Linked DNA regions of Homo sapiens: regions 2, 3 and 4 are each linked to region 1. The links are chromatin loops, found by intact Hi-C in ENCODE. Cell type or tissue: sigmoid colon. All regions are shown on one strand.

Region 1 (4,000 bases):
AAGAGCCTAATAAATATTTTTGGAAGGAGGGAGAGAAAGAGGGAGGAGGGAAATAAATGGCTCTTTTGCTCCTTTTCTTCATGCCAGGGCAACACTCAGCTTCTGAGGTATGCACAGCAAGGATCTTGCTGAGATGGGTGTGGCCACTTGCTTGCCTCACTTCCAGCCCTGGGCACATGCAGTTCTTTCTACCTGGTGCAGTCCTCTTCCTCCCTGCTCTGGCACTTGCCTCTGCTTCCACTTCTGCTGCTGCTTCTTTTTCTAGTCTCCTGCAGCCTAATCATCCTCTTGACACATTCTTTCTTTAACCATCTGAATGCCTTCAGTATGGTTCCTGTGAGCTCTGAATGTTCTGGAAGCCATTGTTTTGTTTTGATAATTTTGAATATTTTACTCTTGCTCATTATGGATTAACTTTACAGCTGAACTCTCAAAACCAGACTTCATTTTCCCAACTTGAGAGAACATCTCATTGTTGTCCCTGTGTCCTTGCCTATGGCACACATCTCCCGAACACCCTTTTTTACCAGAACATCCTCACAGCAAACCTAAGGCAGCTAACTGCTTTCTACAGCTCTGTGTTTCTTGACCTCTTCCATCTGTTTTATTTTCATATTTTTCCTTTGTTAAAAAAAGGAGATAACAGACAAGAAAAACACGAGAAATTAAATACCTCAAAATTACTGTACATTTTCACTTGGAGTAACCAGTCTTTGTAATGTTTTGTAAATATCTTTCCCTGAGTGGGCCTGAATAAGCATGTAGTTAACAAGCATGGACTTTTAATTGATCAGGGCAGGTTTTGAACTTCTGTCCTGCTCTTTCCTAATGATACAACCTCCAATGACTTAACTTCTGAGCCTCAGTATTCTCTTCTGTGAAATGGAAATACTAATAATAGTATCCTCACAAGTTTGTTGTGATATTCAGTAACCCACATAAAATTTCTATGCATAATGCCTGGCGTATAATAGGCACTAAGTAAGCTGTCACTTGTTTTCTTTACTTTCCTGCTTTCTCTCATATTGCCTCTAATTAGTACCGTCCTTATTTTTTAGGGGACAGATCCAAATCCGTGAATCCAGGGGCTTCATCACGATCTTGGAATATTTTGGTGGCAACTTTAAGATCTTTTGTTTTCTGACTCTTAGATCTCTTTCTTTTGGTGGCATGGGAAAATTCCCTCAACTCGATTATTTATTCAGTTCTTTCATGCTCCCCATATTGTCATGGCCACGTTTGAATCATGTTATCGGCAAGTCTGACCGAAAAAGCAATTTAATATTGCCCTGTGTTGCATCATTGCATATATTATTTCAGCCTGTCACGGGCCTGTCAGCAAGTCTTGATGAAGTACAGAGCCAATAGTAACAGGCCTGAAATCTGACAGCTCTTTAACAGAAGCTGCTCCGATTGGTGCAGTGGTATTTCTTCAGAAATTAAGGCCTTCTTGGTCTCTTTGTTGATACAATTAGCAATCCAATCTGAGTCATTTTATCTCCCAATGAGCTGTATCTTCAGGGCTGGTAATTCAGTCTGTTGCATGGCTTGGAAAAACAGAGCCATCAGAGGCCTGTGATGTACCAAAGGCTGCAGCCAGGAATATCTTGGTAATTTATCCCCACTCTCAGCTCTAATTATTCTGTTCTTCACTGGCTGGTTCGATTGAGACTCTCCAGGTTCAGCCTTCCCTAAGCAGAGAACAAAAGGTTTCCCTTGAAAGTTGGGGCCTGGCAATGTCAGTACAGTGAGCTGCGTATAAATAATGCAGCAGTGCCGGCTTCATTTTTATAAAATCTTGGTGGAGAAATGCATGAGAATGATCAGGCCCCTGGAACTCAGCAGGCATGTGCTTTTGATGTGCGCCTTGCTCTGAGTAAAAGCAGGAGAATAAAAAGTTCTTGTTTGTGCTGAGGCTACTTCATGGTCTCTGGCTCGGATTTTGGTGACCCTTTCGCTTTGTTTCTGATAGAGTCTGGAGGCTCCTACCTAACTAGGAAAACTCTGATATGTATATAGAGGGAAATACCTTCAGTAACTATTTTCTGATTGAAACTAAAGATGATGAAAATAAAGATGGTGATTATAGTAGCTTTACTTATATTAGCTTTACTTACATTCCCTCATTTTAATCTTCCTAAGGTTAGAGTTATCTGGCTAGGCTATTTTCTCTATACCTTCTGCTCTCCCAATTAGCCTTATATCTTTTCTTTTTTCTGGTCAGATTCCCCAAAAATAAATATTCAGGGTGTGAACCTAGCAGCCAAAGCTCTGGGAGCTGAGTCGGGGAAAGGAGCTTGAGGGCTGGCCTGCAAAAAAGCAGATACTGAATCAGTCTCTTTTTGTCAAGATACTCTACCCTTACCTGGACCTTTTATCGCACCCTATCTAAGGGTGGATGCTATGGTTTGGCTGTGTCCCCACCCAAGTCTCACCTTGAATTGTAGCTCTGGTAATTCCCATGTGTTATGGGAGGGACCCAGTGGGAGATAATTGAATCATGGGGCTGTTTCTCCTCCTGCTGTTCTTATGGTAGTGAATAAGTCTCACAAGATCAGATGGTTTTATAAGGGGGAAACCCCTTTCACTTGGTTCTCCTCCTCTCTTGTCTGCTGCCATATAAGACGTGCCTTTTACCTTCCACCATGATGGTGTGGCCTCCCCAGCCACGTGGAACCATGAGTTTATTAAACCTCTTTTTCTTTATAAATTACCCAGTCTCAGGTATGTCTTTATCAGCAGTGTGAAAATGGACTAATACATTGGACCTTAGTACTTTTCTTCCGTAGTGTGGGAGAAGTAGTACCCTGGTTGCTAATAGTGAGGTCACATGGGATCTAATTACTTCCTAAACATACTTTTTGTACCATCTGCTGTTTTTAGCCTCATTTTTATCCTCACTTTCAGGGGTGGTGAGCACCACCACCTCCTGAACTTTTTGGGTCTCTGTAGGGTAATCATTTTGCTTCTGGGTTTTTCCTGCTGCTATTTAGGTTTTACCTTTCTCAAGTCTACCAAGAGAGTTACTACTACCATGGTTTTTGGCTTTTAGATTTTCGATGCTGTCATCTTCTATCCTGTTCTCATTGTGGGTTTTTGCCTCTTTGAAACATTCTTGTACAACCATTTTGTTGGAATTTTTAAAGGGCACAGAGTTCAACACGTGTAGTCAATCTGGCATCTTTAATCAGAAGCCTCTTTTTGTTTTTGTACTTTTTGAAATAGGAAAGAAGGTCTGCTAGAGATCTGGCATGCATTTGTGTCTTGGGCAGTAGGTGGTGGGAGGAATGTGAGGTAGGCAAAACCAGGAGAGCATTGTTGGAAGGCTCTCCTGGTTCCATTGAGGTTAATGGTCTATGCAAGGAACCCAGTGTTCTGCTTCATGCACTCCAGGAGTCTAACTTTTGTCTCTTCTCCAGCCTGCATACAGAGCAGTATCTAAAGATCTAGGCTTTATAATAGAAGCCATTAAAAAATGATTAGGAACCTGAAAGCTTCCTTCTATAACTGAGATCTGAAGGTTTTTATTCATTCACTTAATTAACATGCATTGTGCTCTCAAAATTTGCCAGAGTAGCATTGTGCTTATTCATCCATATAACTGGATGAAAAAGGCAGATATGGACCCTGCTGTGGGAGGTTGTGGCCTGACCTTATATACTGAAATTTCCAGAAGGCCAGATAGAGCATCAAGAAATAAAATAAAATAATAACATTCTTTTATGATAATGAGATAGATCCTTCAGTGCCTCCTGGTCTTCCCCACTCATACACACTCATGCCTAAAATAGTCCACGGTTCTGGACTCCTTTAGTGGGCCAGATCCTTTCATCACCATGGGCTGCTGAGACCACTGGAATTTCAGGCAAACCTATAAAACAGGGGCAGCTTTAGGTGACCACATTCTGTCATGAATCCTTGATTTCATATACAGTTTTTGCATTACATGTTTGCTAGTCCTAGGCCAAAACAAAAGGAGAAAAGATCTAATTTTAGCTGA
Region 2 (4,000 bases), 300 kb before region 1:
TTATAGCCCACCTCAATTCAGCCTAGCCACATTTCAAATGTGTCATAGCCTCATGTAGCTAAGGATTACCTGGCCAGCACAGTCCTAGGATACTCATGTTCCTCCCCAACTCCCTCTCCTTAATATAATTTCTGCTTCCAGACTGAGCTGACACTTCCTTCAAGAAGCCTTCCTTGATTTCTCTACTTCCTTCGTATGCCTATGAGAATGAAATGAGTTAATATATGTACATTGCCTAGGATAGGTACTGGCACATAGTAAACAATGGAAGTGTAGCTATCATTATAATACCATTTACTACGGTTGTAATAAACTGATCAGTTGTGTAACTATTACTTCACATTTTTCTCTCCCTGTTATGCTCAATGGTCCACAAGGAGAAAGGACCCTGCCTGCCTGTCTTTTTCGTTGCTCTTTTCTTGGGACCTGGGTCTGGCACAAACAGATGAATATTCAATATAAATGTATTGAATGAATGAATGAATATAAGGAAGTATGCTTGGGGTTAAGCTTAAGCATTCTAATTCTAATGTTGCAATGGATTAAAATCATAATCCTGGATGACAATGGTATCAGATTCCATGTTTATAGAGGTTCAAACTAGATCCTAAAGAGAAATGAAATCTGGTCTCACAAAGGGAAAGAAAAAAAAAAAAGACAAAAACAGGATGGTGTGGCAGAAAGGGCCCAGACTTTGAATTCAGATACACCTGGGTCTGAAGGCCTGCCACCTCACCTACTATTTGTATGGCTTTGGAGATGTTACTCAACTTCTCCAAGTCTCAGTTTTCCCATCTGTAAAATGGGATCTGAGCATCTCGTTGCGTTATGTACCTACATGTACAGTAAGTTTGTAAGTGGCAACAACACAGGCCCTAATCTCGGCTCAGCCACACTCAGTGAGGCTACTTAAGCTTTCTGTACCTACTGTGTGTGTGTGTGTGTGTGTGTGTGCGCGTGTGTATTCTTTTAGTAGTTAATGAGATATGATACTTTACATGTAATATTTTCTTTAATTTTCATTCAACAGCATGTGATCTTTCTTTTTTTCACTCCACCTTTCCCCCATCAAATGAGGAAGGAAAGCTCAAGCAGTTTACTATTTTGGGAAAATTGTGCCATCGTGCTTAGTACATAGTGTGTATCAGACTTAAGAAAAGGACAAGAATGAAACTATTAAAAAAATTTCTCCAACTGGCAATTAAAAGACAATGGGAAAACTGCTTCTATGTTTAAGAAAAAATAATTTAACTCTTAATTTTATTGCCACTTATCTACTTTTGACCATATATTGAGGATTCCCCCCCACCTTCCACCACCAGTGGAACTGGGGAATAAAACAACAAAGATTGAAGATGTAATGGAGAAAAGAGTGGAAACAACCCAAGACAGTGATGAAGGGGAATCTCATGAAATCATCTGTGTTGCAAATCTAGAGAGGTATGATGTACCACAGTGGAGTAACTGGATGGATGGAATTCACCTAAAAGGAGATATTCAGGGAAAAACAAAACAAACAAAAAACAAAAACAAAAACAAAAAACGCTCAAACTATTACACTAGGTTATATATATACATATATATTTTTTTTCTTTTTCTCTTCCTATTTTCCTTTTCCATTTTACGTGTTTCAAATTTACAAATAAAAATTGTAGATATTAAAAAAAAAAAGAAAGAAAGGCCCTTGGGGAAAACTGTAAAACTTGCCACTTTAGTCTCCACACCCTTTCAGCCTTCTTCAGCCTTCTTCCAGAAAGCCCTCTCTTGTGCCATGTTGGTTCCTGGAATTTTCTTCTCTCTCTAGTTCTCATAGATGAAGTAGTTCCCAACCACAGTCTATGAATTTTGCTGCTTGTTGAAGAGGAATGCCAGACACCTAAAAAGGGTTGGCACTTGCAGCTCAGCAATCTCAAAGCTCTCCATAGAGTTAAAAGCACTCTGCTACAGGGCTTTTTCCATTACATCCTTAATGTCCATTAATGCATTTTCCCCACTAGACCCCTGAATGTTATGGGCAGATATAGCCCATGTCTATCTCTGGATCTGAGCCCTTAGCAATCAGCTGCACACACAGTAGGTGTGGCTAAACCTGTGCTAAATGCATATGTGAATGCATGATGCATAAGTGACTGTGATTGCTTCCCCACCAAAATGCACAGAAGACTGACAGATGTGTGCGGTGAGAAGCTAGAATGGGAGGAGGTTGGTTGCTTGTTTAAAAATGAAACTGAACAGGCTGAGAAGCTTACTCACGCATCTGCTTTCCTTCAGTGTCCTCTGGGGAGGAAGGGGAGGGAGAGGGGGAGTTGGGAGCCTAGGAGGGCTGACAAGGTGCCCTCTTCAGCACTGAGTCAGCAACACCCGGCCCTGTGGACACAGGATGATCCTGATTTCAGGGGCTGAGTCACATGAATAACTGGAATAGTTGTTTAGATCATAATGAATTCCCAGAACCTTTCCAAGCCAACCAGCAGGCACAGGCTCTCTCCCTACCCGCAGCACTTTCCAGCTTTGTGACTTAGCGGAAAGAAAGAGGCCGAGCCTGGATCCTGGGAGAGGACAGGCTGCAAGGGAGTAGGGCACAGGGATCCTCACCGCTTCCATTGCCAAGCACTGCAGGTTGTTTCTGGACCTTTTTGTGTTTCAAGGAAGATGCTGAAAGAGACTGGCATTGCAGGCATGAATCCTGCACAGAGTGCACAGCTGTTGTGTTGCCGGGCAAATGTATGGGCCAGGGCCCTGGCACCTTACAGTGAGTGGTTAGGGTGTCAGTGATACTAAATGCCCTGGGAGTCCAGGAAAATATCCTCTGTGAAATGTCATTAGAGGTCTGTGTACCTTGGATGAAACAAGATATCTAAACTCTAGCCCTAGAAGAAACTGTATATGAGAGGGGGACGGCTAGCCTCCAAGGGATTTGGGAATGATGCATGATTCTACAGGTTGCATCTTCTAAGCTGCAAGTCAAGAGCTCAGCATCTCCCAGAAATGCCTGTTCTGAGCTCCATGGAAGTCCTACGTGAGTGCCTTGTCCAAAATATTGGCTCAGTTCAAAGTTTATGTCTCAGTGTTTCCTTCCTGAGAGTATCCAAAGAAGATCTCAGCCTTCTGTGATTTTGCTCTCCCCTCCTTGATATCACATCCACTATGAATGTCTCACCCAGGCCAGTGAACAGACCCTATTGCCACATTATTCATGTTTATGTTTGCTCTAGGGCAGTGGTTATCAAGCTTGAGCACACATCAGAATCATCTGGAAGACTTATTAACACAGATTTCTGGGTCCCACTCCCAGAGTTTCTGATTTAGTAGGTCTGGGATAGGCCCTACATTCCCAATAATACCCAGGAGATGCTGATTCTGCTGGCTCCAGGATCACACTTTGAGAACCCCTGCTCTAAAGCAATGTTCACAAGTGTATTTTTAGATCAAAGACCCATTGGAGAATCTGTCGAAAAGCTTTTCTACCACTTCCCAGTAAATAATACACAAATGCTAAAAAATCATTAAAATTTCTTTACAATTTCAGGGTTCACTAGATTTGCAGAAATTCATCCATGAACTTCTGGGTTAAAAATGAAAACTTCTGATTCTGGCCCAAACCAGAATTAATAAGTGGGATGAAGATTCATAAGGTATAGGAAAGCAGATTTTAACATTAATCAGAGGAACTGATTGAGCAAAGTAAGCATTTGTTTTGTAAAACTAGACTACCTGGTTTCAAATCCTGGTTCTGCCATTTGCCAGCTGTGAGCTGTGCTGCAGTTTTTGCATATGTAGACTTGGAATGACAATAGAACCTACTTAGTTCGTACATGCAAAGTGCATAGAATAGAGTCTGGTGCATAGTATAAAAGCAATAATTGTTCCCAATTTCTTTAGCTTGATTGACTCCTATTGAGTCAACTTCCTGATATATTCCAGGACTTCTCTACATCATCCCAGCATCCAGAGATCTAGTTTAGGTACTATGTCTAGTCTACTATATGGCAATATCCTC
Region 3 (4,000 bases), 150 kb after region 1:
GTTTTTGAGACGGAGTCTCACCCTGTCGCCCAGGATAGAGTGCAGTGGCACGATCTTGGCTTACTGTAACCTCCACCTCCTGGGTTCAAGTGATTCTCCTGCTTCAGCCTCCCAAGTAGTTGGTACTACAGGCACGTGCCACCACACCTAGCTAATTTTTGTATTTTTAGTAGAGCCAGGGTTTCACCATGTCAGCCAGGCTGGTCTCAGAACTCCTGACCTCCCAGTGATCTGCTGGCCTTAGCCTCCCAAAGTGCTGGGTTATGCATGTTCTTAAAAGAATATGAATAAGTAAGTGGCTGGGTGCAGTGGCTCATGCCTGTAATCCCAGCACTTTGGGAGGCCGAGACGGGCGGATCACTTGAGGTCAGGAGTTCAAGACCACCTGGCCAACACTGGTGAAACCCATCTCTACTAAAAATATAAACATTAGCTGGGCGTGGTGGCATGTGCCTGTAATCCCAGCTACTTGGGAGGCTGAGGCAGGAGAATCACTTGAACCCAGGAGGCAGAGGTTGCAGTGAGCCGAGATTTTGCCACTTCACTTCAGCTGGGGGACAGAGCAAGACTCAAAAAAAAAAAAAAAAAAAAAGGAATATGTATAAGTTAGCTAGGGGAAAGCGAGAGGGAGTGCCCTCTAATCAGTGAGACAAGAATTTATGAACACTAAGAGTTGAGAAAGAAAATGGCACAAGGGGAATTTCAGGTTCACTTAAGTCTGAGGCCTAGCTTATGATGGGCTTGGTGCAATAAAAATGATGGGGGCAGAGGATTGGGAAATGATAACATAGGGGATTTCAGGAGACAAAAAGGTAAAAGCTACATCAGACAGTCCCATATGTCGTGGCAAGCTGCTCAAGGACTTTAGTAAGGAGAATGATAGAATTAAATTTGTGTATTAGAAAGATCATTGTGGTGGAGGTATGAAAGATTCTCTGAGTGACGCTTAAGAGAGTACAGGATGGAGGACACTATTTGGGTCAGGGAAACGAGTTTAATCCAGTTTCATCACCCTTGTAATAATCCAAGCAAGAAATGATGAAGGGCTGGACTAACGTAGTGGCAATAGTTGGAAACAGGAAGACTTGTGTTTGAAAAATATTTGACAGAGCACCGTGACCTACTGTGGGGCAGATGAGAGCGATGAATGATCAGGAAGTCAAGAATGGTATCCTGAGACAGAGATACTTCTGACATGTCAAAAATATAACGTGCCATCCTTCATCCCAGAGCTACAGAACAAGACATGTCGATTAGCCATCCAGGTCAAAGGTTCCATGTGGAGCTCAGGAGCAAGGCCTGAGTGTGGGATAAAAATTGTCATTGCACACATAGGACTGGATGAGCTGACCCTAAGAGATGTAGGCAGTGAGATGAACATAGGAGAGAATCCAGGAGGGAAGAGAAAGAAGAGCCTACCAAAGAGACGAAGCTAATAATGAGTAGAGGCTGGACCTGCACCCAGCTCTTTGGACACCAAACTTTTCCACCGTCCCAGAAAGTTGCAGAATTAAGCCATCTGTGGCTTAACATGCCTTGAGAGCATACTGTGTCCTAGGATCTTTATACACATTACCCCATCTAGGACTTAGACACAGCTCTGTGGTTAATGAGATGATCCCCATCGACAGATAAGGAAACTGAGTCTCAGGTCAGCAAATGACCTAACCAGAAATATCCAAGTTTGTCAGACTCCTAAGTCTGTGCTCATGTTACTAAACCATGTTTCTGCCTTTAAGATAAGATATGGCTCCTCACTATTTCCTGGGAGAGGCAGACATTAACAGCTATTTACAATTCAATCTGAGAAATGTAGAAATAAAGGTGAATGCTGAGAGCCCCCATTCATAAACAAAATTCTCTATGCTTTTTTTTTTTTTTTTTTGTACCATGTGGTGATCTAGGAGTTGGCTGGATTGTGTATAAATGGTTTTTCTCTAGTAAGACGATAGCACCGTCCATTTGGAGGGTGAGATGAGCCACCATGGAAATACCCGGTCCCACACATGCCTGTGGCTACCCTCTAAAATTCCCAACCTGGCCGGAGGCACTCAAAACAAAACCTCCTGTTCCCTCCCAGGACGACTGGCGCCTGGAGCCTGCCTTTTGCCCCTGCCAGAGGCTTAGGCCAGCCTCGGAGTGATGGCGTTGCAGGGAGGCAGAACAAACGGAGCTGGAGCAGCTCCCCACTCTGAGCCCAGTCATCTCTCCCAGAAGAGGTGTGAGCAGGCTTCTGGGCTTTGTCACCACAGGGAAACTCGGCTGACGGGCACATTGCCTTAGATGAAACTAAGCCAATGGCATGCACTCATGGAGCCAGCTTGAGCATAGACAAAAAGAGAGGCAGGAGCACATGGAAAGAGGCTTCTAATCCCAGCTCCATCATTTCTGATCTTTATGATCCTGGGCAATTTGCTTACCCTCTTCATGCCTGTGTCTTCAGCTATAATATGGGCTGACTGTGTTTGACTCTATAGACTGTCAGGGTAACTCTAAGTCTGAATGCAAATGTACACCTACAAGTCACTTGATATCTGAGTTATGCCCCAGCCCATACTGAATTCCAAGTCCCCCTAGATTATAAACTTCGGGAGGACGGAGACTACATCACTTATTGGCTCTGATGTCTGTCTTTCTATATCTTTTCATGTTTAAAACAGTAGTTTGAAATCAGTGTGTATCCAATAATATTTACTGAATACTTAATCAGCTAATGTAAGATGTTTTAGATAGTAGCCATTAAATACAACTCATGAAGTTGACAGAAAAACCCACAATAATCTTGGCCACAGGTTATGGAGCAAAGCAAGTACTAGGGGTACTACCAACAGAGCAAAGTAAGTACTTCAAGAAGCCCCAGGAGTTAGCCCAAGACAATCCCATGAAGCCCAGGCCATGTGAGGGCAGAGTCTGTGTTGAAATAGCTAGCTGAAGAGTTCTGATTGACCAGCTGGGCTAGAACAACTCAGCTTCATGAAATCTTAGAAAACCTCAAAGACAAAAGAGATATTAAATATTTCTAGTCCAATCAATTGATTTTATAGCTAAGGAGAGTTAGTTATAGAGAGAGAAATAAGTTGGTGGTTCATAATTTGGATCCTGAAAGCCCTCCTCTTCTATTTACTAGCTATTTGACCTCCTGCAGCTTCTATTTCCTCATCTGTGAAGTAAATATAATAATAGGACCTCTCTCATTGGGTTGTCATGAGTGTTAAATGTGATAATATATGTGAAGAACCTAGAAGAGTCTGTAGCATATGATAAATGCAAATAACTCTTAGCAATGACTATTTTATTATTTCTATATGATTTATTATTATAATTGTTAACTGATTTAAAGGCTCATTTCAGTGGGTTTTTTCCCCAACCATAATTGTTTTAAAATTGGATTTTTGAGAATCAGTAGGATCTGTTGATGCAAAACTATACCCATCCTTCAAACCATGCGATCTTTTATTTAAAGTAAAATGCAGAACTTTATATGGGGCCCCCTGAAATCAAAATGTGTTTACAGCTTCATGACTCTGAGCCTTGTCTACATGACTGTTTCTGCCCGGGCTGCCCTTCCTCTCTGCCCAAGCAAGTATGTCCTCCTCGTTCAAAGCCTTGCTTCAAGGTGGCCATCTCTGTGAAATGCTCACTCTTTTCCCAGGCAGTGAGTTATTCCTTCCTTTGGGCTCGTACTGCACTCCTCTCTTACCTTTTTGTAGCACTTGCCATGTTTTGTTGTTATTTTTTTATTTCTACCTGGCTGCCCTGTCAGATTAGGAACTCCCTGAGGTAAGCGACCATGCCACTTCATTAGTAGTAGTAGTAATAGTAATAGTAATATTTTGCCTTATTGTTATAGCTTTATTGAGCTCAGTGTCTGACATACAGTATGCAACCAAAGTTTTTATTACTGTTTTTGAAGTTTTTATAATGATATTTATATCAGACACAAAGAGTACACCAGATGTCTAAGTACAGTTTAAACAAAATACCAAAATGAACACCAGTA
Region 4 (4,000 bases), 64 kb after region 1:
CAGTGGGCTTCATGATTAAGTTCAAACACTTAAGTATGGATTACAAGGCCCTGCATCCACTGCCCCATCTGCCTCCCCAGCTTCCTCTGTCCTTCAACACCCACCCCCTACCAGTTCACACCCCAGCCTATGTTCCAATTTACCTAGCCCTTTTGATAGTTCCCTTAGGGGCCCCTTCTCCCTTTTTTCTGTCCTTGCTCAAGACGCATCCTCTGCTGATGAAGCTCCCTGTGGTCCTATAGCCTATAATTAGACCCAGATCTCCTGTCTGCATGCCCAGGACTCTCTCTGCCTCGCAGTGGTCTGCAGCCTCATGTTCTGAGCCTAGAGGACATAGAATCAAATTAAGCTCCTTTACCAGCTAAGGTTTCTTCCTAAATTACTATAGAGAAAACTTGGAAGAGTGCCCCACCCTGCTAATCCTGTCTAGAACCTTTTTTATAAAAATTACACCTTTTATGTTTGTGGAGATTGGGGGTGAAGGTGGAACAGAATTTCCATTTTGACCTTCCTATGAAAACCATTTTTAAAAAATCTCAATTTAGTAGGCAAGATTTCTAAACGGTGCTCCTTTTTCTTTTTCTTTTTTCTTTTTTTTTTTTTTTAACATACATAATGCTTGTTCTAAAAATACTTCTCTTGATCCTTTCATCCATTCAGAACCCATTTTTAAACAACTTTTACTCCAAAAGGTAATGTAATGAATAAGAGCAGAGGTGTGGATATCAGTCAGAGTAGAACCCATGGCCTGTCTTCAGCTCTTAGGCTGTCTCTAGGGTGTTTATTTTTCTTCTGTAAACCACAATTTTCCCATCTGTCTGTAAAATGGGGGTAGTATGGGTCCTATTGTACCCTTCACAGAGGGTTAATATGAAAATGAAATGAGAAAATGCATGCTATGTCCTTAGTGCAGTCCCTAGCATGAAAGTGCTCAGCAAACTGGAGTGCAGTCTCTCCTGTGTTAGATACTAGCCATAGTGACATAATTAAGATATTGTCCAGAACCGTATTATACAAAGCCAAGGACACTGCTCTCTTCCAGGTTTCTGCTACTTTGGCATTTGAAACAGAATAAGATTTTCCTGTTCTCTGCCCCATCCTTTGAGCATCTTATACTTATCCTCCAGACCATCAGTGTCCAATAGAAATATAATATGAGCCACATATGTAATCTTAAATTTTTTAGTAGCCATGCTGAAGAAAGTGATACTAATTTTTAATGTATCTTATTTAACTTAGTATATTCAAATTATTATTTTAACATGGAATTGATATAAAAATTATTGAGGTATTTTACATTCATTTTTCCAGATGAAATCTTTGATATCTGGTGTGTATTTTCCGCTTAACACCTCTCAATTCAGACGCTAGATTTTTGTTGGAAATACTTGATTTAGATTTCTTAAATTAATCTAGAAAAAGTAGATTCGCATACCCAAGTTGTTCCGAACATACTTAAAAGTTTTTCAGTAACTGAATTTAATATCAGTTTTTAAGTTGAAGTTAAAACTAAATAAAACTAAATAAAATGAAGAATTTAGTCCCTGAGTTACTCTAGCCATACTTCAAGTGCTCAGCCCACATGTGACTAGTGGCTGCCATATTGGACAGCAGAGTTCTTCTAGAAGTCACTGCAGAGGTTTCAGTCTTACTCTTCTTAGCTAAACTTGTTTTCATATTCAATTGTAGATAGAAGCTCTTAAAATGGATAAAAATGGTGTCGTCAAAGTGCTTTGGTTCCATTTAGAGGAGGTTGGTTAAGCTGTTCACTCTCTGACCCCTCTCCCAACCTCCACCCTCACCTCTACCCCCAGAGGTCCTGGAGCACCTCTGCCCAGTCCTTGAGCTCCATGGAACAATTAACAAGTGGCATCTTAGCACTCAAAAATTGCTGATTATGCACCCAGATTCTATCTTGGGGCTCAAAGGGGTCTTAATATATCTATGAGTCAACTCCTAGCCCCTCCCTGCAGTGCAGAAATACTATAGAATCCTTGGGGGATGAGAGAGGGCTCGGGCTCTGTTTAACACCTAGGAGCAGATGGATCATTTCATTCTATTCTGTCTTACGTGGTTCTCTGGGTTCTTATCTTGTCTTCCTAACTAGGTTGGGGGCAAGGACTGCTTTTCACAGCCCCACAGCACCCACACAAAGCAAGACAATCAATTCTTAACTGAAGGCCTGACTGCAAGAATTCAAGGTCACTTGAAAAATCAGGGTCACTGCATTGCACAACTCCAAAGAACATCATTCAAATTGTATTATATGATTGTGCAAGTGGCAGCCTTGTAAAATTTGCAAAGGTTTAGACTGGAATATTTTTTCCAGCTGAGAAAAACTTTTTAACTAATTATTTGTTGGTACAAAGTACACCTTTTTCCTCTTATCCTCTGCCAGGAAGCAACTGAAAGAGTAAGTTTTCTTGACTTAGGAATATACGTTCATTAGAGAGGGTGTATGGATGTGTGAACATGTGGGTTTACGTGCGTTTAAGTAGGTTAGTAGATCTGCTGTGTTAGGAAGCCCATTTGGAATGGTTTGAGCATTTAAACCTTGTATTTAAGAGGCTACTGTGTTTATATTCCTTTTGAAATTTCCCATTTTCAGAATCTTTATCTGGTTTGAATGATGCTTTAGAGTTCCTTGTTTGTAAAGCTCCACAAAGCATGACCCATAGGTACCAAGCACGTACACTAAAGTCACTGGATGAGCAAAGGGACTCTTGATGACTGCATGGTTTTTATCTTTGCAAATGCAGAGGAGGGAGGAGAGAGCAAAGAGTTTCTCTTAAAAAAAACCCTCTGTTTACTTTTGTGTTTTTCAAACTGATGGTGTTTGTTTTTTCTCATGTCTACCCAGGAAACCAAGTGCTACCTCCTGGAGCTTCTCTTGGAAATGGGCTCACACCAGAGGCAGCAAGAGACCTTGGCCTTCTCCCTGGGATTGCGGTCGCAGCTTCACTCATTGATGCCCATGCAGGAGGACTAGGTAATCTCTTATTTGTTGCCTACAGCCAAAACCGTATTCAAATGGAATATTCCCTAGAACCGAAGACACTCCTTTTCTGTTTTTAAAGCAAAGGTCAAGGACTTTGGTGTTTCAGGATATAATAATGAAAAGCCTTTTTACAGCTAGGCATTTGGATAGAATTACAGAACTTTTCATTAATGATAAAATTTATTTATAATTGTATTAATTTCTTTATACATGGCAATAGAAAAAAATGTATTTGAATAACTTTCTGCATAGTTCTTTTGTTTACTGAAAATTCAAAAAAGATATGTTAATTTCTTGCCACACTTAGCTCTACTGTTTTTTTGTAAGGTACTCCAAAACCCTTATAAGTCTCTTAGATTTATTTTAATAATATATTTGGCTTATGTCCTGTATCCAGTTCCTTGGCTGCAGTCTTGATTTTATCTTGTACATAACTCTCAAGTCTTTCATTCATGTATTCATTTGTTCATTCATAAAACACCCGTTGAACACTTACCATGTCCAGGCATGGTGCTAGAAGACAGTGAACTTAAAACAAAACCAAATAAAACCAAAGTCTCTTCCCCAGCTTTTAATGGGAAAACACACAGGGAAACAAAGAATTACAGTAAAGAATGATGACTTCCTCATCCTTATTGCAGGTTGTGTGTGTTTTTTGCAGGGGAAGTTGTTCTGGTTCTCAGCATCTCTCATCTCAACTGTAGCCATATATTTTTTTCCTAGCCTTTCATTCTAACAATGTTTTGTTTTAAACTATGATTTATAATTCATGAGATCAATTTAGCAGGACATGACCACTGAATTTGCACAACAGAATGGAACAGAATTGAATAGAACAAAGTGGAAAACATCAGAGTACATTTCACAAAGTAAGGGAAGGCACTGCTTTGTGGAGCTGTGTTTCCATTCTGTGTGTGTATACTTTCAGACACTTCCATACTCTGCCCATGCATTTACACCTCTGTGACTTGGCACACATGTTCTTTGTCCAGAATGATTGGT

What was found. A loop is a pair of places that touch in the nucleus more often than their neighbours do. Peaks named below come from ENCODE experiments on the same cell type or tissue, not always from the same donor. Only the 100,000 strongest peaks of a DNase experiment are listed, where the experiment ranks them.
Region 2: it touches region 1 in a loop (4-fold over the local background); 2 of 110 quality-filtered maps call a loop at or near these places.
Region 3: it touches region 1 in a loop (13-fold over the local background); 2 of 110 quality-filtered maps call a loop at or near these places.
Region 4: it touches region 1 in a loop (5-fold over the local background); 3 of 110 quality-filtered maps call a loop at or near these places.

The regions. Positions count from the first base shown.
Region 1 is chr1:59,445,110-59,449,109 of GRCh38, forward strand. All of the region lies in intron 5 of FGGY (FGGY carbohydrate kinase domain containing), which reads left to right. Among named protein-coding and RNA genes, the nearest start is that of FGGY, 150 kb to the left of the region's middle. In sigmoid colon, no CTCF peak of the experiment used is centred here; DNase peaks (open chromatin) are centred at 182 and 1,712.
Region 2 is chr1:59,148,871-59,152,870 of GRCh38, forward strand. No RefSeq gene overlaps it. Among named protein-coding and RNA genes, the nearest start is that of HSD52, 4.1 kb to the left of the region's middle. In sigmoid colon, no CTCF peak of the experiment used is centred here; a DNase peak (open chromatin) is centred at 2,351; H3K4me3 peaks cover 843 bases; H3K27ac peaks cover 1,547 bases.
Region 3 is chr1:59,599,116-59,603,115 of GRCh38, forward strand. All of the region lies in intron 8 of FGGY (FGGY carbohydrate kinase domain containing), which reads left to right. Among named protein-coding and RNA genes, the nearest start is that of MIR4711, 130 kb to the right of the region's middle. In sigmoid colon, no CTCF peak of the experiment used is centred here; a DNase peak (open chromatin) is centred at 2,226.
Region 4 is chr1:59,509,451-59,513,450 of GRCh38, forward strand. FGGY (FGGY carbohydrate kinase domain containing) reads left to right here. Exons shown (of 16, transcript NM_018291.5): 7 at 2,861-2,989. Among named protein-coding and RNA genes, the nearest start is that of FGGY, 210 kb to the left of the region's middle. RefSeq lists a silencer at 2,574-2,774. In sigmoid colon, no CTCF peak of the experiment used is centred here; no DNase peak of the experiment used is centred here.